Regions from separate parts of the Homo sapiens genome. Here region 1 is linked to region 2. A link is an interaction called in ENCODE POLR2A ChIA-PET data of the cell type or tissue named here. Cell type or tissue: endothelial cell of umbilical vein. All regions are shown on one strand. Each heading gives the region's core, and the rest is flanking DNA. Links, peaks and the distances in the headings are about the cores only.

Region 1 (16,138 bases), core at 11,969-15,968, 570 kb before region 2:
GAACACATATTGGTCCATATAAAATGTAATGGTTGCATTTTAGATAGAAATAGACATATTTAAGAGAGATTTGGGCCTCAAACCAATAGAACTTTTTGATGGATTAGAAATGGAGTTGGAGCTGAGGAATGGTGTTAGAGAATGAAGGATGACTCCTAAGTTTCTGGATTGAGCAGTTAGGTGGTATGTGGTACTACTCACTAAGATTGGGAATACAAATAAAGAGCTCTGTTTTGAACATCTTATATTTGAGATCCTTATTGAATTCAAGTGAAAAGACTGAGAAGAGAGTTAACCTCTGTGAGTTTATAATCCAGAGAGGAGAGTCTAGACATAGAAATTTGGGATTTCTCAGCTTATATCAGGTGAAGTATTGAGACTGAAAAAGATACAGCATAGACAGACGACTGGTCCCAGGACTTAACTCCCGAGAGAAGAGAATTTAGGGCAGAACTATTGTTCACTGATGAACCCAAACCCTTAGAACAGTACCTGCTTGGCACATGGTAGGCTCTTGATTTATTAAATGAATGGCTGAACTGAAAACCCTTGATGTTTAAAGGTTGGTGGAGGAGTGGCCTTGGGGTACAAGTAAAATCCCAAGAAAATGGTATTATGGAAGCCAAGGCTCCGAATGTCTCAAGGAGGAATAACCTCCTTGAAATATGTATTAAAGATGTGTTAATATGTATAAAAAATGGATAGTGGGCTAAGTAGTCTGGAAGATGAAAATAATAAACTTTTTTCTTTTCTCTTGTTTTTTTTTTCCTGAGTCTCTTTTTGCAGTCAACTTATCTTTGTGGCTAAAGGTACATTTCACAGTTCTGAAATCCAAAATGACCTGAAAATTGAAAAAAATTTTGGTAACTCATTTGGAATCAAAATCTTAACCTGAATCAATGTGAGGCTATTTATGATCTTTATTCCTCTGTGAATACCGTGAATATTCACACTTTTTTGCTGTAGAAATATTAATGTTTGATTATATCATGCCACCCAAACTCTAGGCTATTACATAATATATGGCAGGTGTACCATATTATCTCTACAAAATCTGAAAAAGTGTAAAATTTGAAACATATCTAATTTGAAGGAATATGGATAAGAGATTGTGGACCTTAGTAGACACTTCCATTCTGTTAGTTTCTTGAAGAGTGAGCAATTTGTAAAATTTTGCAGATAAATAATTCTTTACAGTAATTTCTTTGCATTGACAATTAAAGTTTGTTGTGTTCAAGGAACCACCTTGAGCTGATTTTTCTGAATGTTTATTTCATTGGTAAAGTATTTTTATGTACAGGTTGAATATCCTTTATCTGAATTCTTGGGACCAGAAGTATTTCAGATTTGGGGAGGTTTTGCAATATTTGTAATTATTTACCAGTTAGCATCCCTAATTCGAAAATCAAAAATTTGACATGCTCCAGTTAGCATTTCCTTGACTATTAAGTTGGTGCTCAAAACAGTTCAGATTTTGGAACATTTTGGATATCAAATTTTTGGATTAGGGATAATCTGTATTTTGATGCAAATCAGTAACATTTAAAATGCCCAAATTATTAATACATTACTGACCATTTAAATGATGAATAAAAATTGTAGGGTCTTAAAACTTCTTAGCCTTTTTATACTTTATGAAAAAGTGGGCTGGGCACAGTGGCTCACATCTGTAATCCCAGCACTTTGGGAGGCTGAGGCGGGCAGATCATCTGAGGTCAGGAGTTTGAGACAAGCCTGGCAAATATGGAGATACCCCGTCACTACTAAAAATACAAAAATTAGCCGGGTATGGTGGTGGGCGCTTGTAATCCCAGCTACTTGGGAGGCTGAGGCAGGAGAATTGCTTGAACCCCAGAGGTGGAGGTTGCAGTGAGCCAAGATCACATCACCGCACTCCAGCCTGGGTGACAAGAGCGAAACTCCATCTCAAAAAGAAAACAAAGTGGATGCCTACAAAGTAGCCATCTAGAGAATTGTGAGATACAGAATTAGTGGGAAAAAGTTGGAGATGGTTATTTTATAACGCCTTTATATTTTAGAAGAATTCTTTTTTTTTTTTTTTTTTGATACAGAGTCTCGCTCTGTCACCCAGGCTGGAGTGCAGTGGCACGATCTCGGCTCACTGCAACCTCCGCCTCCTGGGTTCAAGTGATTCTCCTGCCTCAGCCTCCTGAGCAGCTGGGACTACAGGCGCATGCCACCACACCTGGCTTTTTTTTTTGTATTTTTAGTAGAGACGGGGTTTCACAATGTTTGTCAGGAAGGTCTCGATCTCTTGACTTCGTGATCTGCCCGCCTCGGCCTCCCGAAGTACTGGGATTACGGGTGTGAGCCTCCACGCCCAGCTAGAAGAATTCTTGGTAAACCAAAAAATTATCTGTAGCTTGGCTGCCCTGTATACATGTATCATTTAGGTTCTTTGTGTATTCTTTGTGGGACTGGGGTCCCTAAATTTCAACAGAGAAACTTGTTGAAAGCTATGCGTATTCGTATACGATTTGAGGACCCTATTAGTAAAAAGTAAATTACTCTGATATATTAGGTACAGTTTCTTGTGTTCATTTTCTTTAAATTAACCAAGACCCTAAGCCTTTATTTAAAATATTTATATTTCATATTATGTCTTTTTTTCAGCCTTCACCCTGCCATTTCTAGTGAATCTGTAAGTGTCCTTGACATTCCCTGTTGTTATTACTTAAGAACATTAGCTGTGAGCTGCCCTGCCAGAGTTTGAATCTAGCTCCTCCACTTGCTGGCTATGTGACTTAGGCAATAATACCTGACTTGTCTGTTTCTCATCCTTCTTTACTATTATACAATAGGAATAATGTAATAATACCCACATCATAAGGTTATTGACAAGATTAAAAGATATGTGAAGTACTTAATAGTGCCTTCTAGTAAGCACTCAACAAGTGTTAATTACTGCTTTTTTTTTTTTTCAAACACACTTGCTCAGAAATTGCTACTGTAGTCTCCAATTATTGGGGCCTGGGGCTTTTCACTGGATTTTCAGTGTGCATCAAATAACTAGAGTATTTGATGTTATGATGTGGTAGATGTTAGAGACATTTCATTTGGGTAATTGTTACACAGAGGCAGATAGATGGAAGTTATTGTTTAGTTTGTGTCTTTTCTGTTTTAGGTGATATTGGAAATTATTATGGGCAGGGTCATCCCACGAAACCTCATAGAATCTGCATTTCTAGTGAAGACTAGACTTTCATTATTTTTACTTTAATGATTTCTTTAGTAGTGATAACTAAGAAATGCCTTCCCTTGTATTAATTTAATTACATGATGCTTTGTAATAACACTAGTGGGTTTTCCATATCTAAGAAATGATGAGACCAGGCTGCTTTCAAGGAACTATATATCCCTTGTATTGTCACCATGTAAGGTAGAGCTTTATGGTAGATTCTTTCTTAATAGGTAGTTTATTTTCTGCAATCATAGCCTCTTAATTATAATTGCAGAGGAATGTTGCAAAGGGCCATGGCCCTGCTTTGCTAAACTCTATATTGTTTCTTAGCCTTGTTGGCACCTGCATTAAAAAGGTGGCTTTCCCTTTAAAAGACTTTGTATATGAATTGTTTTCAGAAGAGAGCTGTGCTGAAAATGAAGTTAACTAAAATTAGAGGTGTGATACCAACAAAATCAAGTATTTATGTTATTAGAAGCATGGATTTTGTAAAAGCTGATTGTTTATCCCGTACTGTTATCAAATATGTAGGAGAGAGGACAAAAAAGTTTTTGGGGTTGTTTCCATTAAACAAACAAAAGGTGTATTTAGGGAGGACTTTGAAAGATTTAGTGGATAAATTGCATTTTTTATTCTAGCTTTTATTGTAATATATAAACCCGTGTTGAAATGATAGACTTCAAACCATTAAAATAGCTTGACTGTCCTGACCCTGTGGGGAATTAGTTCCAAGACTTCCACAGATAGCAAAATTCATGGGTGTTTAAGTTCCTTCAATAAACTGGTATAGTATTTGCATATAACCTATGTATATCTCCCCTTACACTTTAAGTCATCTCTAGATTACTCATAATACCTAATACAATGCAAATGCAGTGTAAATAGTTGTTACACTGTATGATTTAGGGGAAGATTACAAGGAAAAAAAGTCTCTACGTGTTTCCAGCAGACACCACCATCTATTTTTTAAAAATATTTTCAGTCTGCAGTTGATTGAATCCACAGATACAGAGGGTTGACTTTATATATTTGAGAGGCTTCTTGTTATTTACTATTATAGGAAACACTGGAGCTTTACCTAAAAGTATTAATTTTATTGAAATTTAGTTGATGAAAATCTGTGATTTTGTTATTTTCTCTTTTTTAAATCTTATGCATAAGTTTAAAGACATTGTGATATAAGATGCCGTTTAAAAAGACAGGCTAGGAATTACAACTTTTTAGTCATGAAGAATGAGACAGTATTTTTATTACCTTGAAAAATGTAATGCTGTGTCTTAGTGGAGCAAAACCTCATTTAGGACCTAAATTTCAGTTACCAAAACTTCCCTGATGGGCTTTAATATGGACACGGTATGTTTTAACATGCAAAACGCCAATTATGAGATTTCTGAAATGCCAGCAAATCATCCAAAAAGCAGTATTTGCTGAAAAAATTTTAAATCATACCAATAAAACTCAGAGAACTTAAAAGCATGTGAATTTGCCAGAGAATACAGAAAGCAGGCATCATTTCAAGGAACAGAAATTTTAAAAATTGGGGGTAGCTAAAAATCAGAAAAGCTTGCTTTCCTTAATCTACAAATAAATATAATGTGTAATAATGGAGTCTTCAGCTGGTAAAAGTGTGCGTAGCGTCTTAGTCATCTGATACAGTTTGAAAGTTGCAAAATAAATCTAAGTTGCTAAGGTTTTAAATAAATTTTGTTAAGTAGTAAATGCCTTCTAATGATAGACATACATAAATTCAAATAGTTCATGGAGGGTCTCTTGTCTGTATTGTTTAGTTTGTGTCTTTTCTATTTTAGGTGATATTGGAAATTATTATTATGGACAGGGTCATCCCATGAAGCCTCATAGAATCCGCATGACCCATAACTTGCTGTTAAATTATGGCTTATACAGAAAAATGGAAATATATGTGAGTATTCCTTTTAATACATATTCAGCACTGATCTTTTTTATTTTTTTTTAGCTACTGTGAAACTTTGTCTATTATTCCCCTTTTGAGGGCATTTAGCAGATGAAAAGATCTGGAAGAAAACAAACTTCTTTTTTCGTTTATTCTTAGGAGATGAATAAGAATGAGAGCTATACCCTCTTTTTCCTTTTCCTTTAACCATTTAAAAAAGTTCCCCCTACCCTAGGCTTTCATGGTTCTGGAGAACAACTCAGTATAGCAACAACTCAGTGTAGCATATTAAGTATTTTTTTTTTTTTTTTTTTTTTTACAATAATTGTTAATCTGCCTGTGCTGCTGAAAAGAGTTGACCTGGGACTGTTACAAAATAATAACACATAAAATTAATCCCACAAATATTTGCAGGGCATATAATACATATGGAATACTGTGTTAGTGTGGCCAAGCATAGTACAGATAACACAAGTGCAACAGCTGCCTTAATGTTTTTGTAGATAAAGATGAGGGTATGTATAAACAAATACAGACACGACAATTAGCTATTTGGGGAGAAAAGAAATATTTAAAACAATTAATGCTAGGCAATATATGTGAATATGTGAATTATTTTCAGTTACATGTAGACATTTAGAGAAGAGGGGAAGTTAGAATAAGACTCAGTCTGGAAGTCTTGTGGAAGAATTGTGTCATACGTGAAATTGAGCTCTTCGGAACAAGGAAGATTAGGATAGAAAAAAGGACGAGAGGTCGTGAACAAAGATTTAGAATTGAAAACTCTTGTAGTGAGTGATTTCATTGATGAAATCACTGGATGTTTTATCATGGAAAAGGAGAGAAAGTAGAGTTTATGAACATATGGATTTGACTTTTTACTCGAACTGTTTCCACTAAAATAAGGAGTGATTAAATCATAGTTGATATGCCTGTGTAATGCTTTTAAAGGAGTTTGAATTAGTTTTGAGATTGATTACTGTTTTCTAAAACACATATAAGTTTGGGTTAGTTTTGGAATTTATATATTTTGTTCTGGTAGACTTGGTTCTTTTGAGGGGACCGATAGGGGAATTTGTATATTTGTTTGATAATACTGATATAACCGGTTGTAATTCCACAGTTCTGACATTTATTTCTCTTCACAGAGGCCCCATAAAGCCACTGCCGAAGAAATGACAAAATATCACAGTGATGAGTATATCAAATTTCTACGGTCAATAAGACCAGATAACATGTCTGAGTATAGTAAGCAGATGCAGAGATGTACGTTTCTAAGTAAAAAGTAGTTTTGCTTTGATAAATGTAAATTAGTATTTTTAGGAGCTTAGAATGATCTAAATCTGAATATTTTTCCTGTTGGTCTAATATGTTACAGTTATTTACTGATTTGAAAAGTCATTTTAACACTACTAAAGCTACTTAAGAAAAAAGTAAACCTATCTGAAGCTTATTGGTTTGCAAAACTGCTGTTTGGGTATTCTTCTACTCCTAGTTTGCTCCCCTGATAACTTTGGGTTAATACATATTGGTAGGGAGACCTCACTCCCTTACTCCCTCGCTTCAAAAAAACAAAAACAAGATTACACTTTGATTAGCCTTAGCTTGGCATGTACATATCTCTTGTCTTGTCTTTGTGTACTTCAGTTAACCTGGACTATAATACACATCTCTTTTTCTTTGTTAAGATATTAGTGAAGCTTTTGATTCTACGTAATGTTCTCTTGTACAGGTTAAAAGTATTTTATTTTTAGAGATTAGTAACAAATTGGCTTGAAGGTAGAATGCAAAAGTCAACCTAAAATTATTGGAACAGTATCTTTTAAAGCTTGATACCAAAGTTCATTCTCATTAGTGTTTGTATTGACTGACTTCAGTGATGATTATACTAAATTAGTGTAGGTGCTAGACATCTCATATTTACAACCTCATACACATTTCTGCCATATCTTGTTTGATTTGTTATAATGCTACAATGTAACTAGAACATGTAGTATTTAATTTTTTTTTTTTCAATGAAGATTCCAACTTAGATGCAAAAGAGGCATGAGTAGCCCTTGGGCAAACAACATAACAGGATTGATTTAAAACCCACATAATAATGAGTTCTATTAAGCTTATGATCCTGGCCAGGTGTGGTGGCTCACGCCTGTAATCCCAGCACTTTGGGAGGCGGAGGTGAGTGGATTACCTGAGGTCAGGAGTTCGAAACCAGCCTGGCCAACATGGCAAAACCCTGTCTCTATTAAAAAAGTACAGAAAATTAGCTGGGTGTGGTGGTGCGCGCCTGTAATCCCACTACTCTGTAGGCTGAGACAGGAGAATTGCTTGCTTGAGCCCCAGAGGTGGAGGTTGCAGTGAGCCAAGCTCACGCCATTGCACTCCAGCCTGGGCGACAGAGTGAGACTCTGTCTCCAAAAAAAAAAAAAGATTATGATCTCTCTGTGCAGTAAGAAACTAAAATTCATTTCTTATAGTGCTTGTGACTTAAGGGTATACAAAGATATTAATATACAAAACAAGGACCCTTATTCTTGAAGAGGTTACAATTCAAGGGCATAGGGAAAGACTAAGAAAGGGTTACATACATCTGCCATATCCTTTCATTCTCTCAGTGCTAAGGAACTAAATGTGTGATCGTTTATCTGTAAATGTTTTCCTTGTTGTCTTTAGTATCCTATGTTTTGGCTCCCATGAACCTAGTTAATTCTTAGCAACTTTCAAGATCAAGATTAGCCATGGGAATAGGCAACCAGCTGTTACATCTTTTTGGTTTAGTAACTTACTGACATGCATTTCAAAGTTACAGATATTATAGGTATTTAAGGAGTTTCAAAGAAAGTAAATTATAAAGCAATTGAAGTTGCTTTTAGAATGTTAACTTATTGTAATATTAAGGGGAAAGGCCTAGAAAATTTAAGCCTGTGTTTTAATTAAATAAGAATTGTTGTACTTAGACAACTATTGAGTTCTTGTTAATAGACAGAAATATTCCACAGATAATCCTGATAAGATTTGATGATCTTTCACAGATAACACTTTAATTACCTTGGATAAAACAATAAATATATTTTAAAGTTGGAAACTTTATATTATACTGTGAAGTGTATGTTTGATGATTGCATCAAGCAAAAAAGTATTTGTGGGAAATAGTTTTTGTAAGAAAAGGCTTTCATTAATTTGCAGAATGTGTTGAAATTAATGAAATCCATCTTCCACAGTTAATGTTGGAGAAGATTGTCCAGTGTTTGATGGACTCTTTGAGTTTTGTCAGCTCTCAACTGGCGGTTCAGTTGGTAAGTGCTAATGCAATCAGATTTAAAAGTTGATCTGAACTTGGTGTGTTATCTTTCGGGTTATTTGTGTAAAACAGAAGTTTTAATGATTGTGAATTTTGATAACAAAAGGAAATCAGTATGTTTATAGTAAAGTACAATTTACTTTCAAACCTCTATGTTTTATGATTATGACTTAAACGCTTTTTAAACTTATTTTCACTTGGAGACTTCATTCATTCCCTTTGTCTTCTAGGTATCATTGTTACTACCACTTTCCACATAAACCATTATTTAATCTCAGGTTGCAGCTCTAGGAGAATATTTTTCTAAGGAGTAACTCCTATTTGTGTTATAGATGATTTCTGTTAACTTTCATGATTTTAAGCTCTTGCTTATGCATGGCATACACTTGTAGTGTTTTTGTCTCATTCTACTACTTTTTTATGATAAATGTTTAAAAGGTCTATCTTGTTTCTACTTCTTAGCTGGAGCTGTGAAGTTAAACCGACAACAGACTGATATGGCTGTTAATTGGGCTGGAGGATTACATCATGCTAAGAAATCAGAAGCATCAGGATTCTGTTACGTTAATGATATTGTGCTTGCCATCCTTGAATTACTAAAGTATGTTAATTTATATTGATACTCTTTTCAGTGATAAAGTGTTTTCATTAAAACACAATAAATAAAGTCTATGGCTTTAAAAAATATTAGGTAAACCATAGGTTGAAATAGTTAATGGTGAATTTTCTATGAATTCATTACAAAACAATGAAGAAATGCAGGAAATTTGCCCAATTCTTCAATTATTAAGACTTAGAAGTGTGGCCAGGCACTATGGCCCAGGCCTGTAATCCCTCCACTTTGGGAGGCTGAGGTGGGCGGATCTCTTGAGCCCAGGAGTTTGAGACCAGGCTAGGCAACATGGCAAAACCCCATCTCTACAGAAAAAAAATTAGCCAGATGTGGTGGCATGCATCTGTAGTCCCAACTACCCAGGAGGCTGAGGTGGGAGTACCTGAGCCCAGGAAGTTGAGTCTGCAGGAAGCCATGTTCCTGCCACTACACTCTAGCCTGGGCAACAGTGTGAGACCCTGCCTTAAAAAAAGAATTAGAAGTGTATAAAAGGCCAGTGCCGTGGCTCATGCCTGTAATCCCAGCACTTTGGGAGGACGAGGTGGGTGGATTATGAGGTCAGGGGTTTGAGACCAGCCTGACCAACATGGTGAAACCCCATCCTACTAAAAATAGAAAAATTAGCCGGGCGTGGTGGCGTGCGCCTGTAATCCCAGCTACTCAGGAGGCTGAGGTGGGAGAATTGCTTGAACCTGGGAGGTGGAGGTTGCAGTGAGCCGAGATGGCACCACTGCAGTCCAGCCTGGGCTACAGAGTGAGACTCCATCTCAAAAAAAAAAAAGAATTAGAAGTGTATATAAATGTCAAAACTCCCATTAAATACCCTTTTTTAAAAGTAGTTTGGCAATTTTCATTTTAGTTAGTTTCAACTAGTAAAAAATGACAATGACCTTGGAAGTTTATATTCTAGTATTTTGGATGTTTTAAACTGAAGACAAAAATTTGAAGCCAGTGTTAAAGGAAATTTTTTTACCTATTGAGTTAGTCTAACTGCCTAACTTCCATATCTGAATGAGGCTTTGTTCTCTACTGATGGATATAAAATTATCTCTGAGTTGTTGAAGGAGTTATTTTTCCTTATCTGTGGCTGCAGTTTGAGAGAGAGATCTATAGAGGTACTTAGGAATTTGGATGTTCGCAATGTTAGTTATTTTTTGCCATCAGTTATGACACATCTTAGCAGATTCTACTTTGTATTATACTGAGCTAGTGTTTTTTGCTTGTAGTTATTCCATGCATGCTATCCATAGAGGCTGACTTTTCAGTCAACTTAAAATTGATACTGACTCCTCAAATAAACAGTGATTGAGCAGTATCAGTGTAACATCTTGCCTGCTCATCAGGAGCAAAGGAAAATCATTTGCAATCATTTGCCTTGTTTTTTAATTGACTGTTGATGTTGGTTCCAGTGTCTTCAACTCTTTGAGCAAGTTCTTGCCCACTCAGCTAATAGTTTTAAACAACTTTAATTTGTCTGGACACATTTTTTTGGGTGGTGTAATCAAACATGATTTAATTAATTGACTTGGTGCACAGCTTTCCTTGCTTATCTAACACGTGAGCCGCTCAGAAACTTTATTTTGATCACAGCCTCATTTCTGTTTTTTTAATTTTGTGAAGAAATTTTGCTGTACTATGGTATGCTGTTTATAGTGTTATGAGAATATTCTTATGAGTGCTTAGTCTGGAAATATCAATTTACATTGTATTGTTTTATTTAGCACAGTTATGGCACCATTATATAATAAATACAATGCTTTGCCATCTAATAATATCTCACTTCACTATACTTCAAAAGGATGACATGAGAAGTCCATTTTCCCCTTATTTTGACATGAGTATACACTGGTAACAAAATGTCATGACATGGTGATTCATGTGACTCCTAAACTGCGTTTGAGTTACAACTGTGTCACTAATCTGTGGTGCTCCAAGCACCAGTTTGAAGTCATGAGAGTACCACATGTAGCCTCTGTCACAGCTAATCGATTCTGCAGTTCAAATGAAGCCATAGGTAATAAACAATTGAGCATGGCTGTCTTTCAGTAAAACTTTTTTTATGGACACTGAAATTTGAATTTTGTATAATTATCACACGTCAGAAAATACTCTTGTTTTGGTTTTGTTTTTAAACCATTTAAAAAATAATAAAAACTTCTTAGTTCAAAGCTGAAAAAAGAGGCAATTGGCCAAATTTGGGCCATGGGCCATAGTTAGCCAATCCCTATTTTATACTATTGAAGATTTACTACAGAGGTGTTTTAATTAACAATCTTGAGTATGGTATAATCTTCAGTTTTTAATATATTAGAAATATGTGCTATGTTTTTGAAGCATGTAGAATAGAACAGATTTCACAAAGAGTAAATATATATTTTTTAACCTACATTGGGCCACAAGTGGGTATTTAAAGGCCTGAGGCTCAAACCTCAGATATTTGAATAACCTCTTAGGCTGAATGTAAAAGGTGATTAAACATTCTGGAATGCAAGAGCTCAAAAATGGGTTTCCTGAATTTGTGGTGCTTCTTCCCATCTTAGAACCTTTAAAGGAAAAACCAAAACTTATGGATTTGTTTTCAGGTATCATCAGAGAGTCTTATATATTGATATAGATATTCATCATGGTGATGGTGTTGAAGAAGCTTTTTATACAACAGATCGTGTAATGACGGTATCATTCCATAAATATGGGGAATACTTTCCTGGCACAGGAGACTTGAGGGTAAGACTAAATTCTGTCTGAAAAAATATTGTGAGATGAACCTAGGAGATCAGTAATCCTATACTTGAAGTAGTATTTTTCTCCTGAGTTAATAATTTGAAACTTGTATGCAGAATTGAATTACTACGTATGCAGTAACATTTGCTAGAATTCACTGTTGCTGACTATAAGCAAAAATTTAGTGAAAACTTAAGGACAGTTTTTTTCTCAGCTGTTTTCTTTGGTTGAATAAATGTTTTTGAATATCCACAAAGCATGAAGCCCTTCTCTTGATGTTCAGTTTGAATCTTCAAAACTACCTGATGGTAGCCTACGTTGCTATTGATTGTAAAGAATGGTGGAATAAAATAGACTAGGTCTTTTTAGGTTCTTCTGCTCCTCTCTTTTGTGATTGGTCTTGATTTTTAGTAGATCTAATTTTAATCTTTTTTTTTCTTTAAGCTTCTAAAATTGGTAATGTATTTAGGTAGAGAAAGGATACCATAGTGTAACCTTGCCTGCCTGTTAACATTAAGTGTATTTCTATTTTATTTGTTATCTTTTTCCATTTGATGCTCTTGTCTTTTATGACTCTGAAAACCACTGGTCAAATCCTATTTCTATAAGTTCATTGAAGGTTTTTTGCCTCACTACACTTTTTTTGAACCTAACTATACAAATGTCGAAATTTATTCAATAATTTAAACAGCTGTTTTTAGTTCAGCCTGGATTATATGGGAGATTTATATGGCATTGAACAAAGTTTTAAACTATTTTATTAAGATTATTTTTCACATCTGTGGTATATCATTACAGTTTAGCAACCAAAGTTTAAAGAGTTGCCATAAAGTATTCTTAAGCTGTATGGCTTTTCTTTATTAGATCACAGTGTGATACTTTCTCAGTAAACTCTTTGAGTAAAAGAGTTACCTTACTGAAACTTTTCCATACTTACAAATGGGTGGGAGGTCAAATGTTTGGTTTGAGTTTAAATTATTTAGCTTTTAAAATTGCAGATTTGTAATTTCAATTCCTTGCCAGTAAACTCCTTCAATTTCTCCCTTTCCCCACCTGGTCTTATCTTACAGACCAGTGCTTCTCAAACAGTGGCGCCTAAACTGAGGAAAGCAGATCAGCATCACCTGGGAACTTGTTAGAAATACACATTCTTAGGGCCCAGAAACTCTGGGTGATTCTTCACCTTAAAGTTTGAGAACCACTGCTGTAAACTGATAGAATACATTTGTCAACAACCATTACATCCTAGTGGAAGTCAAGCAAAAGTCTTCTCTGTTTTAAGCTTAAAGAATAAGACAGTATCTTTGCAGTGTGATGCTAGTTTATCTCAGAAGTGGAAAATGGAAGCTTCATTTAATTTCTGACAGGTGGATGTCACTATGGTCTCATCTCAGTTATTATTCAAAATTCTTACAGTTTGAAGTTTTTGAAAATATTAGAGAATGCTGTTTTAGAAGGATTTGAGAATGGCTTTCAACATCTCTTTTTCTCACTTAAGATTTTACAATCGCTGGGCCGGGCGCGGTGTCTCACGCCTGTAATCCCAGCACTTTGGGAGGCCGAGGTGGGAGGATCACGAGGTCAGGAGATCGAGACCATCCTGGCTAACACAGTGACACCCCGTCTCCACTAAAAATACAAAAAATTAGCCGGGCGTGGTGGTGGGCGCTTGTAGTCCCAGCTACTGGGGAGGCTGAGGCAGGAGAATGGCGTGAACCCGGGAGGCGGAGCTTGCTGTGAGCCGAGATCGCTCCACTGCACTCCAGCCTGGGCGACACAGCAAGACTCAGCCAAAAAAAAAAAAAAAAAGATTTTACAGTTGCTGATGTTTTCAGGATAACATTTGAATATTTTAAGCATGTCCCCATAACTTCGTAAGAGAATTAAAATCAGTCATTACATTATATGTACAGCTGTTTTTGGACTTTCTGTGTAATTCACGTGTATCTTTGGATGTTAATTTAATAAACACTCCTTTTTCTGCCTGCTAATTCATTCTCATGCTGAAAAGAAGGCTACTCTGAGTTTAGCTCATTGTTGAAACTGTTTGCTTTAATTCAAGTAGTCTAGTGGAAGAAAGAAAGGTGGCATAGTAGCAGTTGCAGAATGAAACCTGGAAGAGAGAAAGCTATGTCTAACAAGGGCAGCAGCTCTGAGTTGCCAGCTAGTTAGTAGCAGTTAGGATGAGAAGTGCTGACCAACTTTTCTGTATTCTGAAATCTTAGGGTCAAAATATATTTCATCTGTGTTTTAACTGTGCAGTAGGACTGTAAAGTTTTCACAATACTTTGGCTTTTCCATATTTGTATGGTTTGTATTTAGTTAATCTTAATAAAAACTTAGACTTCAAGAAAAATTGGGAGAGGAGGTGTGTAATTTTGCTTGCTTTCTCCTCGTTGGATGTTGGGTCTCATAACTCTAATATTGAGGGTAAATTTTGCTTTTGTAAAATTGGACTGAAGCTAAGATCATTCCATGAGAGGTTCAGAAGAACTTGCACAAGTGCTAGTAATCCTGAAAATTCATGGATCTTCAGACATTATCATTCAACGCACATAAGAATTAGGCACCCCCCCCCCACCCCACTCAGGCGCAGTGGCTCATGCCTGTAATCCCAGCACTTTGGGAGGCTGAGGCGAGTGGATTACCTGAGGTCGAGAGTTCGAGACCAGCCTGACCAATATGGTGAAACCCCGTCTCTACTTAAAATGCAAAAAAAATTAGCTGGGTGTGGTGGCGTGCACCTGTAGTCCCAGCAACTCAGGAGGCCGAGACAGGAGAATTGTTTGAACCTAGGAGGCTGTCTTGGCTCACTGGAGTGCAGTGAGCCGAGATCATGCCACTGCACTCCATCCTGGGCGACAGAGCAGGACTTGATCTCAAAAAACAAAAAAAAACAACAAAGAGGCACACCCCAATCCTTTGGTATTGCAGTTAAAATACTATTTTGTAGTAATGTCTGTACTATACAGTATCTTCTAGGAATACGTATACACACACAGAAATGCATATGCACACCTACAAATGCATAACATATACAAATAAGTAAGTATATATAATATATGTATATATCATTTAAGAGTATATGTAGCTGGAACCTTTGCGTCTTTTGAGAGAGATTAATGCCTGGAGTGGTACTCATTCAACAAGTAGGAACAAAATTTGTTTGAAGTCCAAGTCCAATTAAGAACAAATCTGAGGCTGGGCACCATAGCTCACGCCTGTAATCCCAGCACCTTGGGGGGCCGAGGTGGGTGGATCACCTAGGTTGGGAGTTTGAGACCAGCCTGTTGAACATGGAGGAAACCCTGTCTCTACTAAAGATACAAAATTAGCCTGGCATGGTGGCACATGCCTGTAATCCCAGCCACTCGGTAGGCTGAGGCAGGAGAATTGCTTGAACCTGGGAGGCGGAGGTTGCAGTGAGCTGAGATCACGCCATTGCGCCTCCAGCCTGGGCAACGAGCAAAACTCTGTCTCAAAAAAAAAAAAAGAACAAATCTGGTGCTTTAGTCGGTAGCTGTTAAATCTTCGAGAAAGTGTGGGTCGTTCTTTCATCATAAGTAAACTCATACCAACAGATTGTGAACCACAAGAAGGATTCTGCAGATGATTGTCCGGCAGGGCTTTTTGGCTTAATTTATTTTCCACAGGTTTACTCATAAAGTTGCCTTGTCATCTTAAATATTCTATTTATGATGGATTTTCTGGTTTAATGTAATGTAATTTCATTGCCTTTAACTTGTGTTAAATTTCTTTTCTGTCAAAAATAATCACTACAGATTAATTGAAAATGGTTCTTGTATGCTTTACAAGCAGTCTATAAATATTGGAGCATATACTTATTTGTTGTTTATTATTTCCTTTCTCAGTTTGATTGTTCCGGTCTCAACTTCTAAGATGAATTCAAAATTGGATCCTTAATACTTAGTCTTTCAGTCTTTTCAAAATGTAGTAAACAAATGCCAAACTTTTTATTATAGAATATTCTCTAAGATCAGTTTAATTATGTATTTTAGGATATTGGTGCTGGAAAAGGCAAATACTATGCTGTCAATTTTCCAATGAGAGATGGTATAGATGATGAGTCATATGGGCAGATATTTAAGCCTGTAAGTATTATTGTTTTCACAATTGGAATGGAATTTCAGAATGTTATTGGAGATGCTAACATTTGTTATCTTGTGTGTAGATTATCTCAAAGGTGATGGAGATGTATCAACCTAGTGCTGTGGTATTACAGTGTGGTGCAGACTCATTATCTGGTGATAGACTGGGTTGTTTCAATCTAACAGTCAAAGGTAAGCAATTCAAAGGGTGGTATTTCCAGAAAAAAATGGTTTTTCTTCCACCCAAGAACTCCCCGTAAAAGTTCTCATTGTAGTTTCT
Region 2 (16,138 bases), core at 5,752-9,751:
TGGAAGATAATTTTATTTTTTATTTCTCTTATTTTGAGGAGCTAGGGCTAGTAAAAACATAACTAAATAAATATAAAGAAACCAAACCCAGCGTTTTCTGATATTAAATTATTTCTATGAAAATGTAGATTCCATTTTAGGATAATCGGCTTTGTAACATGGCTTCCAGGAATATATTGTGGTAAAAGTATGATGTGCCTTTCAGTAGTATTACTTCACAGATAAACACATTACTTAATTGGAAAGCATAACATCCAGCTACCTACCGTGATGAAATGAAAAAGGACACAAAGTAAAAACAAATCAATAACACTTCAGAGTGATCAAATTATTTTCATAGTGAGTGAATGGATTCATAAACAAAATGAATTTTAAAAGGAGGGTCAGAACACAGTAAAACAGGTAGCTACTCGGGGTCAGTAGGCTCACAAAAGGGAGTTAGAGTTGGAATTCAGCCTAACAACCAAGTGGTTTTAATTGTTTATGACAGTGAGGAATAGAGTGAAGAAGAGCATATAAAAATGACAAATATAAAAAGAGCCCACTTTTTTCCCTGGTTACTTTTAACTTACATCTTCCCACCATACATTTTCTTAAATTCTGTTTGCCTACATGTAATAAAATTGTCTGAAGTGAGTGTAACCTGTTCTTTTCGTATTCTTAGTCTGATGAATATAGCAATATTCCCAAGCAGTTATCCAGATTGAGGAGCTAGGCTAGAAGACAAATAATTCACTTTTCTCTCAATCAAGTAAGCCTTGCTATTAAAGTAAAAACACAGTTGAACTAAGCAGTGCCCCTAGCAAAATAGTAAAAATTGTGAATTATGTAAATTCTAATGCATTAAATTAGAAATTGTTCTCTTTATTATGAGATATCATGGAAGCTGATTATAAACGACTGCTATTGAATGTTTCAGGGAGAAGATGAGATGATGTAAGAAGGTGAAATTTCTTTTAAGAATATTTAAATTATGAAACACAGTCTTCATGCTTCTACAAGATAAGAAACAGTTTGGTTCCAACGCTTAAAGATGGGAATTGATCAGCTGGTCTTTCTTGTCTCTTTAGTATGTTTGATTTTTTTTAAATACTTGCATGCATTGTTTTTATACTAGAGCATTTTATACATTGTTTTTATATTAAAGCATGCATGCATGTTTTAATACTTGCATGCATTGTTTTTCAGTGACAGATAAAATTGAAAGGCAAAAACAAAAGTTGGAAGTGAGAAAAAATAGATCTTCTATACATTCTTATGTTTCATAATGAAACAACAATTATCAATAAAATAAGTGAGAATTTTTATATTGCACATCTGTGAAAAGTAAGAACACTTTATAAGTTCAATAGAATGATATTTTGTCTGTGATTATAATAATAGAAAAATGACATATATAGTTTTTATGCCTTCATTTCTCTCAATAACATTCTAATAATTTATTTGTATTGTATTTTATAAAAGTATAGGCAGTAAATACATTTAAAATCATAGACAGTTTGAGACGAACTGCTCTATATCTGTGATTTTCAGACTTTAAGCTGCATATAAATCATCTTGGAATCTTGTTAAAATGCAGATTTTGATTCACCATATCTTGGTGTATCCAGAGATTCTGCATTTGTAACAGGTGCTGTGTGACAAAGATGTTGATGGTCTGAGGACTGTACATTAAATAGCAAGGCAACAGATCGCTTCTGTTATTTTTTGGATAATATTTTTAGTTGTTGTTAGTCACTAGACACTCTTGCTTTATGGGCAACCAGTCTTTAATTTTATACAAAGCATGTAAAGAATACATAGAACTGCGTAGAAACTTCAAAAAGTCAAGGCAATATCCCTGGAGTGACCACTCAGTCTCATGGGCAGGGTTGCTCCAACCATGTCTTCTGGGAAGTTCTGAGCTGGTAGAAGCGGACCCTGGTTTGAGTAGTGAGCAATTTCAAGGATTGTTCAAAGGAAAAAAAGAGGCCAATGGAACTTTGAAATTTGTCAATAGTAGTTCCCCGGGGACTTAATCCATGAACATTTCCTCTGATTTTTGGATGCAGCTTGAATTAATGGAAGTCCTTCCACCCAGCATTTCCACTGAAGGTAAACCAAATTATGTTATCTTTCTCTATAGAATTATTGGCATAAAATCTTTTAAGTATCAGTGCAAAATTATAGATTTATGGCATTGTTTTTTGATGTATTCCTTATATTTTGAGGCTAATTTGTGATAAAAGCCAGAAACATGATGATTTCTTTATGAAAAGCATACCATTTAATAAGTATGGATGAGACTACGGTGCTGAACTAATATAAATATGACGCATTAGTTCTAGGTAGTTTGCAGGCTATGCAATGTTTATATTATACTAAGTATGTTGAGTTAAATGCAGAAATACAACAAAGAGAATCTTAAATGAAAAGAAATAAAAACAGAAGTATATGAAGTTTGCAAAGTGATAGTTAAAGAGTAGTATTTCCTGATTGCAGGCAGTATACAATGCAACATAAGCAGAAAATGGCTAGATAATGGCTTTGAATATGAAGAAAGAAGTGAATGCAAATATAAAACTTATCCTAACATACCATGTTTCAGATAATTCCAAAGAAGCACATTTTCTCAGTGTTATCATGCAAAGTTCTGCATGCCATCTTGCTGTATAAAATATATTGTCATTCCATCTTCATACTTATTTGCAATACTGTTTATTGTAGAAAGAAAACAGAAGGAAAACCCTAAACAAATATTAAACATTCAGGGAAAAACCCTGTTTTATTTTGGATGTCATTTATAATATTTGAAGAAAAAAATGCTAATACTGTGAAGTAAAAGGTTTCTCTTTTTGTTTATCTTTTCCAAAGAGCTTTCTTCACATTTGAATACATCATAAAACTAAACTTTAATAGTAATATTAATTGTGGCACACTACAATAACTCTGACTCTCAAAGTAAGCTTAAGAATCAGTTATGGCCTAAACATTTATTTAAATATGTGTGGCTAGAGATGGTGGCTCAAAACAGGCCCAAAACACACCTGTAATCCTAGCACTTTGGGAGGCCAAGGTGAGAGGATCACTTGAGGCCAGGAGTTTGAGACCAGCCTGGGTAATACAGCAAGACACAGCACCCCCATCTCTACAAAATTTTTTTTTTAATTGGCAGGCATGGTGATGTTCACTGGTAGTCCTAGCTACACAGGCGGCTGAGGCAGAAGGATCATTGAGCCCAGGACTTCAAGCTTACAATGAGCCACAATGGTGCCACTGCACTCCAGCCTGGGTGACAGAGTGAGACCCTGTCACTAAATAAATAAATAAGTATGTGTAAGTATTGAAAAAACTTACTTTGCTTATGGAAATTATTTGCTGTTATTTGAAGAGTACTTAAAAAATAATGATGATAAAATAATAGTAATAATAATAATGATAAAGAGCTTCTAGTACCTTTATTTCTCTGCTAACTATAAAGTACATCCTCATTTAGGGAGGCTGAGGCGGGCGGATCACGAGGTCAGGAGATCGAGACCATCCTGGTTAACACGGTGAAACCCCGTCCCTACTAAAAATACAGAAAATTAGCCGGGCATGGTGGCGGGCACCTGTGGTCCCAGCTACTCGGTAGGCTGAGGCAGGAGAATGGCGTGAACCCGGGAGGCAGAGCTTGGAGTGAGCCAAGATTGCGCCACTGCACTCCAGCCTGGGCGACAGAGCGAGACTCCGTCTCAAAAAAAAAAAAAAAAAAAAAAAAAAAGGTACATCCTCTTTTAAGGAAGTAACACATTAACATTTCCAGGAAGGACATATGGCATTATTCTTTCAAGTCTCCCTCAAAGTCAATTGGAGTTACATATTTTTACAAAATGTGTAAAATAAAATCTTTTTTTACTGCACATTATTGCCTATTATTTCCAAGAGCAAATCAGTAAAATCTGATTATTAGCCAAAGTGATAGAATGCTTTCTGGCAAGCCACTGTCACAGATTCACACTGGGAATTAGGGAACACACAGAGTTGGCAAATAAAGAAAACAATCAACCTCCTACCTTGTCCGATATTTTCATAAGGTTTTTTGAAATAGGGGAGGCCAGAAGAAATTGGAGGAATATTACAGTTTACTTTGACCTAGGATTTTAAAATATCAGAGGAAAATAATACTTTTTTTGGATTGAATAATAATCCTTATAATTTTATAAAACCAACTATACACCTTCTGTGTGTGTGTGTGTGTGTGTGTGTGTGTGTGTTTCTGTTCCTTCATATAGTTGAGTAATCACTGCCCTTACTTTTAGGTAGCCTATAGGTATTTTCATAATTAAATGTTAAGACATAGCTTTCAAAATCTACTTTTATTGGAATTTATCCTTGATTTCTGAAAAAAAATGCAATTATTTACAGTGATCAAAGTCAGGTTGTTGTGCCTGTATCAATTTATATCTTTTGAGATCCACTGTTGGATTGTTAAGTCTTGCACACACAATCATTGTTTTAGAAAACGGTGGGATATCTTCTTAAGAATGTCATTCTGTAGTGATGAACTTAAAGTTTAATGATGTTTTCTTTTGACTCTTCTTCCAATCTGTCCTTCAATTCTCCATTTCTGTTAACCTAGCACCATGGGTGTTATAATTGCCATGAAAAAGATAGCTGAGGAAAAGACCACTGTGCATGATTAAGATAGATATTAATGTGGAAGAATAAGTGTCTCCTACAAAGTTTGAATACACCAACAGATGTTTTATTCACCAAATGACTAACCCTAAGTATGTGTAGATTTCTAGAAGTCAAGCCGAGGTTAACTGAGAATAGACTTTTAGACACAATTTCTGCAAAGATAGTTCTTAAGCCCCAACTCTGCCAATTTTATCATCTTCCACAGTATTTGTGATAGTTGGGAATAAATTCTAGTCTATTGTTTATAAATCGTTGACATAAAACATGTACTCAGTGAATAAATTGGACAAATCATTATTCTGCATTGTGATTTTTCTCCATGATTTAATATTTTTTTAGCTCCTGTGGTATGCATTGTAATGATATAAATCAGCATTCCACTTACATGAGGCAGCCTTAATTTGACTCAATATCCATCTGTGGTAAACATTTACATTTTCAAACATACCCCAACATTTGAGAGGAGAAGACAAGAATAAAATTGTATGTTAGACATATGCCACATGTCTAAATATTTAAAAGATATAAACCAAGCTATTAAACTGACAATTAAATTTGGTTCAATTCTCTTATTTTGTCAAATATACTTATTCAAAAAAGAATTTGTGCAAAGCTATTATTTTTATAAATTGAAATTTGAGAAGATGTCAGACTACTGAGTTTGTTAATGCACATATGTGGATGCCATCTTGATAAGCCAGGTATGTTCAGTGAGTAGTAATATAAATGCATAAATTGCTTCTTCCAGAATATTTCAGCTCTAGTTATTTTGCTATAATCAAAAGTTTTACATGATTTTTGTGTATTGACAGTAATGAGCTAAGGGATTAAAAGTATCCACAAAATGTAAATTAAAGTAAATATAAAACAGTAAAATTAGTTGTCATATATGTTTTCAAAGATTATATATCTTAAAATATTAAGTTTATTTATCAAACATTACACGGCAAATGCAAATTTTAATTTATGTGCACCAAAAGTTTTAAGAAAACTATTTGAATACTTTTCATGTCTGTAATCCCAACCCTTGGGAAGGCTGAGGCAGGAGGATCGCTTGGAGCCAGGAGTTCTATACCAGTCTGCAATGTAGCGAGACTCTCTACAAAAATAAAAATAAACCTAATGCTAAATGACGAGTTAATGGGTGCAGCACACCAACATGGCACATGTATACATATGTAACAAACCTGCACATTGTGCACATGTACCCTAAAACTTAAAGTATAATAATAATAAAAAATAAAATAAAAATAAAAATAAAAATAAATTATCCAGGCATGGTTGTGTGCAACTGAAGTCCTAGCTACTCAGGAGGCTGAAGTGAGAGGATCACTAGAGCCCAGGAGTTTGAGGCTGGAGTGAGTTATGATCATGCTACTGCACTCCAGCCTGGAGATTCTTTTTATTTGTTTAAAAAATCAATTCAAACAAACATTTTGTTAAAAAAAAAATTCTAGCATTCTGTACTCATTTAGTTGCCACTATAAAGAATTGCTATCATACCTTAGGCATGTTATTTAACCACCATATATACAAATGTAAGAGTAAAAGTATCTTTAGAAGTACGAACTGGGAAATAAAAAGAAGAAAAGAATAAAAATGATGCCTTCAACGCTATTGGGAAACCATACTTCATTATGCAAAAATCTGTTGAATTCATGCTATCCTCTTTGGCAAGTTAATTCATTTTTCTTATCTCTTAATGTGTTTGCCTCCCAAATATTCTCTGCATTTTGAAGCAGTGTGTTTATATCTTCAATGTTGTTGCTACAGTTTGGATGTGTTTTCTCCAAAATTCATGTGTTTAAACTTAATGGCCAACACGATGATGTTAACAGGTGGGGCCTTTAAGAGGTGATTAGGCCTTGAGGGCTCCTGCATCCTGAATGGAAAGGGAGGCTTCCTGTGCTGCCTTCCACCAGGTGAAGACACAGCCTTCCTCCCTTCTGGAAGATGCAGCAAGACACCAAATGCTGGTGCCTTGATCTTGGACTTTTGGCCTCCAGAACTGTAAGAAAATAAATTTCTGTTCCTTGTAAGTATCCCAGTTTGTGGTATTTTGTTATAGAAGCACAAATAGACTAAAGTAGAAGGCAGTGGCACAACCCATACACATTTGAGCACTGCTGCCTTCTGTTTTGAGAACACAGGGCAAGAGAGGTGGTGAAGTGTTTCCCTGGGGCCTGGATGGTATTAGTAAAGAAAGCACAAGTTTAGGGTGCAGGTTCTAGAACTGAGCTCTGCACACTGAGTAACATAGGCGGTCATGTTTTCTAACATGAATTACTTCTGTTGTTTATTATATGCAGAGTTCTTTAAAATACAGGACCCAAAGCAAGAGGCCTTGTCCAAGTTTCAGGACATGTTTTTTGTTTGTTGTTTGTTTGTTTTTACATATGATGCAGAGGGCTTAAGAAATCAGTTTGGGAATTCAAGATACAACCACATTTAGTCAAGACATATTTTAATGATGGATAAGTCAAAACCACTTAAACTTAAATTTCTGTAAAGGAGGAAAGAAAGTTTCCAGTTGCTTTGTAGTTATATATTAATTATCGCTTGATATCTGCAAGGCATTGGTTCCAGCACTCCTGTGGATAACAAAAGTTGCAAAAGCTCAAGTCCCTTAAATAAAATGTATAACATTTGCATGTAACTTGCACACATCCTCCTATATATTTTAAATCATATCTAGATTACTTATCATTCTTAATACATCTAAGTGCTGTGTAAGTATTTACAGTGTGTTTTAAAGTTTGCATTCTTTATTGCATTATTCTTATTTTATTTTCTAAAAATATATTTGATCCATGGTTGGTTGAATAATCTTCAAATGTGGAACCCATGGATATGGAAGGCTGACTGTATATAATTTGCATTTTTAGGTATAATTTACACGCTTTGGAGGTAGATGGGGTTTGTGCAGAGAATGTAGACATTGACAATTAATATTTGCTGATTGATACCAATCAGTTACCTTCCCATTAGAAATGACACTATGTAATCTTGAGAAAATTCTTCTGAGAGAATTCCATAGGTTTTGCAAAATATTTTGTGAAGTCATGTTTCCATTTAATTATTGATAGTTAACTTGATGCTCATTATAGTTATGAATTATAATTCTGCTGAGAAAAAAACATTTTTATGTAAGGGACAAGAAAGGGAAAGGAAGACGAAAGAAACATTCTAGCAAGCCAAATGGCAAAAGTCTGGCAACATGTAATACAGATCTGCCAAATACATCCTGCTGCTTTTCAGTGTGGCCACCTGCCAAATAGCTCTGCATTGCATCCTCAATAGGTTTGACAAGAGGAAGTGAAAAGAGACTCCACTGTAATGCTATGGCTCAATTAATAAACACTCATTCTGGAAACCATTAATTGTTTAAATTGGGTTTCCTGTCTGGTAGAATGTTCAGGCTTGTAGCCGAACAAGATTAGTGCTAATTCTCATTAGGCATTTAAAAATACTTGTTTTAAGGACATCTCTTATTTATTAATTATGTGCTTAGCATCCATATTTTAGATAAAGGGCAAACAAAGTACAAGTCCTAGAGGGCTGAGTTAGTAATAAATAAAGCATAAGAATAAACTGTTCCACATTTAAAAATTCATGATTCTGGGTTCAAACCAAATTAATTTCTTAAGAGTAATGTTTCCTTCAGAGTCCAGTACTCTTATTATTCCTTAAATCAGTTTCATGTATGGTTGCCCATGTTGGCAAAGTAAAACATTCTGCTTTTTAAATATTCCTAAGTTAAGATAAATCTTAAATTAAGGGGGATAAAAGCTTTATAGAACTAGGCACTGTAGAAAAAAAATCAAGAGAAATAGTACTAAGTATCCCAAAGAAATACACAGAATAATAGAAATGTTGAACTTAAAATCATGAACTATGTATGATTATTTAATCCAACTATTAATTTTAGATGTGAGGCAAATGAGGGCTTTGTGATTTCCAGTCCCATATTCCTGTTAGTAAACCTTGATGTTCATCAGAAACATCTAATGGATGATTCATGTGTTTAAAGTATGGTAGCAGAAAGCCATATTTTCAACAGATGACTAAGGTTATTTACAGGCATATGGTCCATGAATCTCACTTTCAGAAACCCTGCAGGACCCAATGTTACTACCCTGAATAGAAGACAGTATTGAATGTTGCAAAGGTTAGAAGGGAGATGATTGACCAGTAAAATGATGGAAATGCAAGAAAATAAGAATGTTAAGATTTTTCAACGCCCACACCCTAAGAAACGGGATTGAAAAGCAGTGACTTCAAGTATAACACCAGAGTTTCCATTTGGATCCTTGAGGTAGGCCACTTCCATTTTCTGTCGGCACCCAACATCATTCTTCCCTCCCTCCTTTATTTACCTCTTTGTGTGTATGTGTACATTTGTTAATATCTGTCTCTCCCTCAATATCATGAACTCCTTTGAAAGGAAAAACTGTCTTACTTTTGCACCTCCTCAATTTTCTTATTTCTAAATGAACTATATGGTTCCTGTCTACTTTGCACTTAATTATCCCATTTTTCCCTCAGTTCTCTTCACATCAGTTAGTGCAACTTTAGGACTAACTTCTTTGTCAATTGCTTTGTGTCCAAGCAGACTTTAGGTTCTGAGTATAAAGTCCATATGTGATACATATCTTTATACCCACCAGAATCTAAGAGAGTGCTTGGCACAGAGTAGGCAGTTTATACTGGAGAGCAGGCCTTTATTGACTGATGAGAATATGTGACAGGATTTGAAATCTTATCCAGCATACACGTTTTGATAGCAGCTACCGAAACAAGGGAATGTTGGAAGGGAACTTAGGATGACAGGAGGAGGGTAAAAGGCAAATTGAGTGACTTTCACGTTTTGAGTCAGTGAGAACCAAAATAAAGGACTGGTTCAAATCCACAGGTTAAACTCAAGGAAATATATATATATATATATATATACAAATTATATATATAATATATATAATATTATATATTATATATGTAAGATATATTATATATTACATATATAATATATACTATATATAATATATAATATATAATATATTTTATATTACATATATAATATATACTGTATATAATATAATATATAATATATTTTATATCTAATATATATTATATATTATATAATATATTATATACATTTATAATATATATTTGTATAATATATATTTATATATTATATACATAATATACATTTATAATATATATTTGTATAATATATATTTATATATTATATACATAATATATGTGTATAATATATATTTTTATATTATATATTTATATATTATATACATAATATATATGTATAATATATATTTTTATATTATATGCATAATATATATGTATAATATATATTTATATATTATATATTTATATATTATATACATAATATATATGTATAGTATATATTTATATATTATATATTTGTATATTATATACATAATATATATGTATAGTATATATTTATATATTATATATTTATATATTATATATTTATATATTTTATACATAATATATCTTATAATATATATTTATATATTATATATTATATATTTATATATAATATATAATATATAAATATATAATATATAAATATTATATTATAATATATATTATGTATATAAATATTATATATAATAGATTGTTAACCAGGAAATCATGTGTAATTTTATTAAACTGCAGTTTAAATCAGTTGTCTAGCAATAATGGATCAGAGATGCAGCAAGATATTTGAAATGGATGAAGTGAAGGGAACTATTGTTTTATGTGAACATTACGTGCCAGGGTCTGGAACATATTTTATATAAACTCCCCAATTAAAGAGAAAAAATGTGGTTTTCTGTTAAGCTATAGATAGTGCAAGGGTGAATACAGCTCTAATGATGATACTCAGATTTAAAAAGATGCGGCAGTTCTGGAATTTCAGTTTTATGGGGCTTTTTTCTCCCTCAATCTTAGAAGATACAATAGAAGACAAACATATTTGTTCATGTTCATTAAAAGAAAGCCTGACAGTGCTGAAAAGAACAGGTAGTGACTGATTCCAGGAAATATTATCTGTGATACAGTTGTAAAAATTGCAGGGCATCTGTACAAACTACAATTTATAAGCAAACAGAGAAATCATGCTGGGTTCTTTTACTTTCTATTAAGGTCATAAAAGAAAGTAGAAAAAAATAAATTTAGAAGACTTTTTTTAGCAGTGATTAACACAGAGAGGAAACAAAATGAATGTGTAGTTAAGAGCCATTATATTTTTTTGGTGGGGAAGTCAAATTAATAGTTTTTTTTTCCCTAAGAAAAATTTGAACTCTAATGGACTTTTGACTACAAATCACCTATCAGGGGATTTTTTTGAAACTACATATCATTTATCAGGGGGATTTTTTGTATGTGTGTGAAGTGATTGATAGAATGACATTTTTCTATTGTCTGTAGATAAAATATGCCAAAACTATAATTGTTTTCAGAAGTTTGAAGTCATAAAAATGTATTTCAGTAGTGAATTTTTTAAAAGTATATTTAAGCCAGGGAAAAAAGATACGGAAGTGACATTTTCAAAGGGATGGGGGTGTCATTAAAAGTTATTCCATGATAAAGGAAAATTGCATCGGTTTTCTTCTTATAGCAGATTCTCTCGCCTATCATAGTCAGTGTTATAACTGGGTTAGATAAAATGCAGGTAAATTCTTGCTGTCTTCATACTTCAGTTCCAACCAATCTCAGGATTTTTTTTTTACATGTACACTAAATCAGTAGAGTAAAAAACTAACATTAATAAATAACTTGAACTTTCTTTTACTCTTCAAGATTTGAGCCAGCTTTAAAAAATGCACAAGCCAGTCCAAACTTGGTAGATATCCCTTTTATTTCCTTAAGTAAATTTTCTCAACTGCCAAATTGAAAAATTTTAATTTATTAATGCTTGCATGAATAATTCACTCTCAGACACTGAACGATCCCAAACAAACAAGCCAGTTTGTGTATTTAGTTATGTGAACTTTTGAATCCACTGCCTCATAAATCCAGTACTTTATTGAACCTAAAAAAAAAAAAAAAAAGTGCTGACCCCTATTGGCCCCACCATTAATTATCTCCCACTGCAGACATCACATCTTTTCTTTACTCTTCAGGATTGTTTCTTCCTTATTAAACATTTTATATATTTTCCCCTATTATGTCTGTGGTGCTCCTCAGTAGGCATTGGATGGCTTTGGTATAATTTCAGTAATTTTTCCCAGGATATTCTGCTGTACCCGTAAAGATATCAGTTATTTATTTTCTAACATAAATCTATGGGAAGTATTGATATATTCATCTCCACTAATGAGAAGATTGGGCCTCAGGCAGGTTGATACATGGTCAAGATCATTTCAATCCAAAGTGTTGCACCTTTCTTTTTTTTTCTTTGGCCTGTAAGTCATGTTCTTTGCCTCTGATCACTCCTGTGCCCTGTGACTATCCAGCAGACCTGATGATATTTTCCCTGGCTTCCGTCTTACAGATCCCTTCCCTGAGCCTCCAGTCTAAATTGGGTCCTCATTAGACAGTACTGTCTTCATTACCTCATATTTGTATAACAATTTGGGATTGTAAACTTGTGTGATTGATCATATATGTGTCATGTGCTATCCTGTAAAGCTCAGTGAGGGGACGGATTGTATCTATTTCACTTCCACTGCTGCATCACTTGTGTGCACCACAGAAACTAACATACAGCAGGGCACACAGTAAATATCATTGAAAGAGTGTGTTAAAGTGAGATTTAAAACCAAGCCTGTACCATGGAAGTCACAGATGTACTACTGCAGGAGTGGTTGTGGTGTTTTCGTGAACGGTTCCTATACATGGATTCCAAGTCCTGGTGGCTACATATGCACTATCCTGTACCCTATATTCTATATTCTATACTGTCATACTGAAACTAGGTTGAAAGCTCATTGAAAGCAGATCTTACGGTTTCTATTTAGACTAAATGAAACATGTAGTTAGTTGGTTAACCCTTCATAAGTACTTACTAATTGATTGGAAACTGATCTTAACATTTAATTTGTTACAGAGCATACTTTATTTCACTAAAGCCATCTTCCTGACGCTGTTCTCTAGCATGCTTTGTTCTTCTGTTATAATGACTGACGATCATAATCAGGAAAGGGTATGCCTGGTGTTAATGCTTCATTTTTTCCCTTTTATTCACAGGCAGTTGGAGTGATCAAGCTTTCAAATCCCTGAAAACGTGAGCTGTGCTATGTCTGGGGCAGGCTCCATATTTTTATTATGTACCACACAACTCTAAAAGCAATACAGAAATTCAGGGCACTTAGATTGAAAAATGAACACTTTCCACATTTAAAGGAGAAAGACTTACATATTTTTGGAGTTACATACATTCTTCATCCCATTTATGAAATCCAAAACCCACGGTTGGGCATAAAGCAGGAGATTTAATACTCTTCTGCTGGTGGGTTTTGTTGATTTTTACTGCCCCCTCCACCCACCCCTACCTTATCCCACTCCATCCCCTCTGCTCTTTTTGTTCTTCATAGTTTTGTGCTAACTTCAGAGCTGCAAATGTGTCATTGATCACAGATTTATATATATGAGCTAAGAGCAGGAATGCTAAAATAATTTCTTTCTCAGGCCTTAAAGATAAATGATAGGTCAAGATGCTTTACTTCATAGCCAAACATACTAAGGCACAGAGCAACATGGCAGGAATTTGAGTTGTGAGCGCCAGAAGTGCTTGTTCAGCACTAACAAGAAATAGGAGAATAGGATCAGTATAATCTCATATTCTTATTAAATTAAAAAAAGACAGAGAGTAATGCCAAGGTTATGACATGAACTGACAAGACCAAAAAAAAAATCAGTTTTTCTGATGCTTCAGCCTTTGCAAGCATAGGAAAGAATTAAAAAAAAAAAAAAAAAAAGCCCTGTGGCATGAGTTATAGATGAAGTATCTGCCTTTAGCTTGGAATTTCCTGGCATTTTTCAGCCTGTGACACAGACTTGATGTGATTAAACAAAGGCTTTTCTCCAAATTTAAAGCTCTTAAAAAAAAAAGCTGAATCTAATACTCTAACTTGTTTTTAAATGGGAGCAGATGCCTCTGTTTCTTGAGCTGACTTCCAGATTCTGAGAAATAAATGAAGAGTGGAGGCTTGTTTTGGTAGAGGCTGAGAAAAGGAGTTGGCCATATTTGCCCTTCAGAACTTCGTGTCATCCCCCAGCTCCCCAACGGCAGGGCCACATTCTTTCACAGGACGGAGTTGGGGCAGATTATGGCTTCCTCTGGATTGGATTTCCCTTGGCTTCCCTGAGGGCAATCCCCCGAGGAAGCACATCCTGGAGCCAAACTCACCCAATGAACCACAGCAACAGCTCCTAGGAGAATGAAGAGTGTGAATGGAGTAAGTACATGCGTATGGGTGGACGTGGTGGCCAACTTGGATAATCTCTGAGGTTCTTTCTAGGCCTGACATCCTAGGATGCTCTAATAAAGGACGACCCCTGAGATGAGGCAGAACACAAGACCCTGGGCTGGCAGGGGGTTTGGAAATGGCACTGAGCCTTAGCAAAACTCAGTTTTCTACTGAAAAAAAAAAAAAAAACAAAACAACATAGCTCCTTGAAAAATTATTTTTGATTGGAATCTATAGTTATTTATCTATCAATCAGACATGTTCTTTTAAACTTATTATTTATAAGTAAGTACCATCCACAGTTTGGCATGTGTTTACATTGCATGGGTGTGTTTGTGTATGTGTGTGTATTTGCTCAGTATCCTGTTGCAACTCTTTCTAAAGCCTGCCCACTCATGATGTAAGTTTTTTGTTTTTTGTTTTTTGTTTTTTTTAGATGGAGTCTCGCTCTGTCACCAGGCTGGAGTGCAGTGGCACCATCTCAGCTCACTGCAACCTCTGACTCCTGGGTTCAAGCGATTCTCCCACCTCAGCCTCCTGAGTAGCTGGGATTAAAGGCATGCACCACCACGCCCAGCTAATTTTTGTATTTTTAGTAGAGATGGGGTTTTACCAGGTTGGCCAGGATGGTCTCCATCTCCTGAATTTGTGATCTGCCTGCCTCAGCCTCCCAAAGTCCTGGGATTACAGGTGTGAGCCAACTGCTCCCGGCCCATGATGAAAATTTTTACCAGTGAGTTTCTAGACTCTTGACTTCAGAGTCTGTAATGGTTATCATTACATATATTAAGGCACACTTAAACCTTATGTTAAAAAAGCATGAGGAGTTAAAAATTGTTTTGCATTAAGATAAACTTTATTTTTTGTAATTTGTTTCACCACCTCTCACTTTTTTGAATACTTGTAAAGCATTCATTGAATAAAGAAATTATGTACAAAAATGTTACATCAGGAGCTGTAGGGTGCTTTAAGAATTTAAGCACCAAAGATTATATGGTCCTAGACACTTAACACTTTAAACAGAATAGTATTAAGGTTGTGTTAAAAGCTGCTACAATTTATTTAAGGCTGTGCTTTAGTATTTGACCTACAAAAGTATTTGAAAGCCTCTAAAACGTAAAATCTGGAGGTCCATGGAAGAAGCCCGATCCAACAACCCTGCCACAGACAGTTTTGACTCCATTAAATGTTGATGATCTTGAAGAATTAGTCATGGAAAAATAATTTCAATTTCTTCTAGTGGCCTTTTCAAAATGATGAGCCTGGAAGAGTTACAGACTCTGGCCCGAAAGAACCAAAGTTGAAGGTAGAGATGTTTTAAGGATGAGCAGAGCAGAACAACTTAGCAGTGGGATGTTAAAGGCAACATGAATCAAGTAAGTAACTTCCTTTTAATGTTCCCAAAGTGCTTTCCTTGGGACCTGTTAGAGCAATTGCCAGAAAATATTAACTATAACATTTAGCTATGGTCATATCTGTCTCGCCAACGTTCTGTTGGCTCCTCAAGGAAGGGAATATAGTTTATTTCTGCCCCCTCCATGACTATTGTCCCAAAGATGAAAATGCTGATCATTGAAATCATTTTATCAGTCTCTGAACTGACTCTCTGGACTTGAAATTTTTGCTCAGAAGTGTAACAATCACCTGAAACTTGGCACAGCCACACAGCTTTCTACCTCTACCTCTCCCAAGTCTGTTTCTTTCCCATTTCAATATCAGTTTCTCAGTGCAAACCTCAAAAGCTATCCTTGATTCTTTTGCCATTTACTCTGTCTTCCATTCTCCAGCATCACCGGCAAAACGTATTCTGAAATCACCAACTCTTCTTTATCTCGATGTTCACTTTAGTTCAAGCCAGGTTGACTGTTGGGATGGCATATCCCAGTGTCCACACTGGTCCCTGTCTCAACCCAGATCATTTCCACATAGCAGCCAGAGTGATCTTTAAAAAAGTTTTAAAAAAGTTAAATCTATGTATGTCACATCTGTTCTGTACCCTCCACTGGATTTCTACCATAGTTAGGATAAAATCCCAAGTTATT

What was found. ChIA-PET counts read pairs that join two places held together with the same protein. Peaks named below come from ENCODE experiments on the same cell type or tissue, not always from the same donor. Only the 100,000 strongest peaks of a DNase experiment are listed, where the experiment ranks them.
Region 1: POLR2A ChIA-PET joins it to region 2 with 5 read pairs; 2 of 35 experiments call an interaction of 5 or more read pairs at or near these places.

What each region holds. Positions count from the first base shown.
Region 1 is chr6:113,948,891-113,965,028 of GRCh38, reverse strand. HDAC2 (histone deacetylase 2) reads left to right here. Exons shown (of 14, transcript NM_001527.4): 2 at 5,011-5,123; 3 at 6,263-6,380; 4 at 8,336-8,410; 5 at 8,878-9,016; 6 at 11,611-11,752; 7 at 15,769-15,861; 8 at 15,942-16,050. Among named protein-coding and RNA genes, the nearest start is that of HDAC2-AS2, 13 kb to the left of the region's middle. In endothelial cell of umbilical vein, for the core only: no CTCF peak of the experiment used is centred there; no DNase peak of the experiment used is centred there.
Region 2 is chr6:113,373,989-113,390,126 of GRCh38, reverse strand. It overlaps LOC107986637 (a long non-coding RNA gene), which reads left to right and starts at 13,747. Exons shown (of 4, transcript XR_001744312.2): 1 at 13,747-14,084; 2 at 15,337-15,472. In endothelial cell of umbilical vein, for the core only: no CTCF peak of the experiment used is centred there; a DNase peak (open chromatin) is centred at 7,926.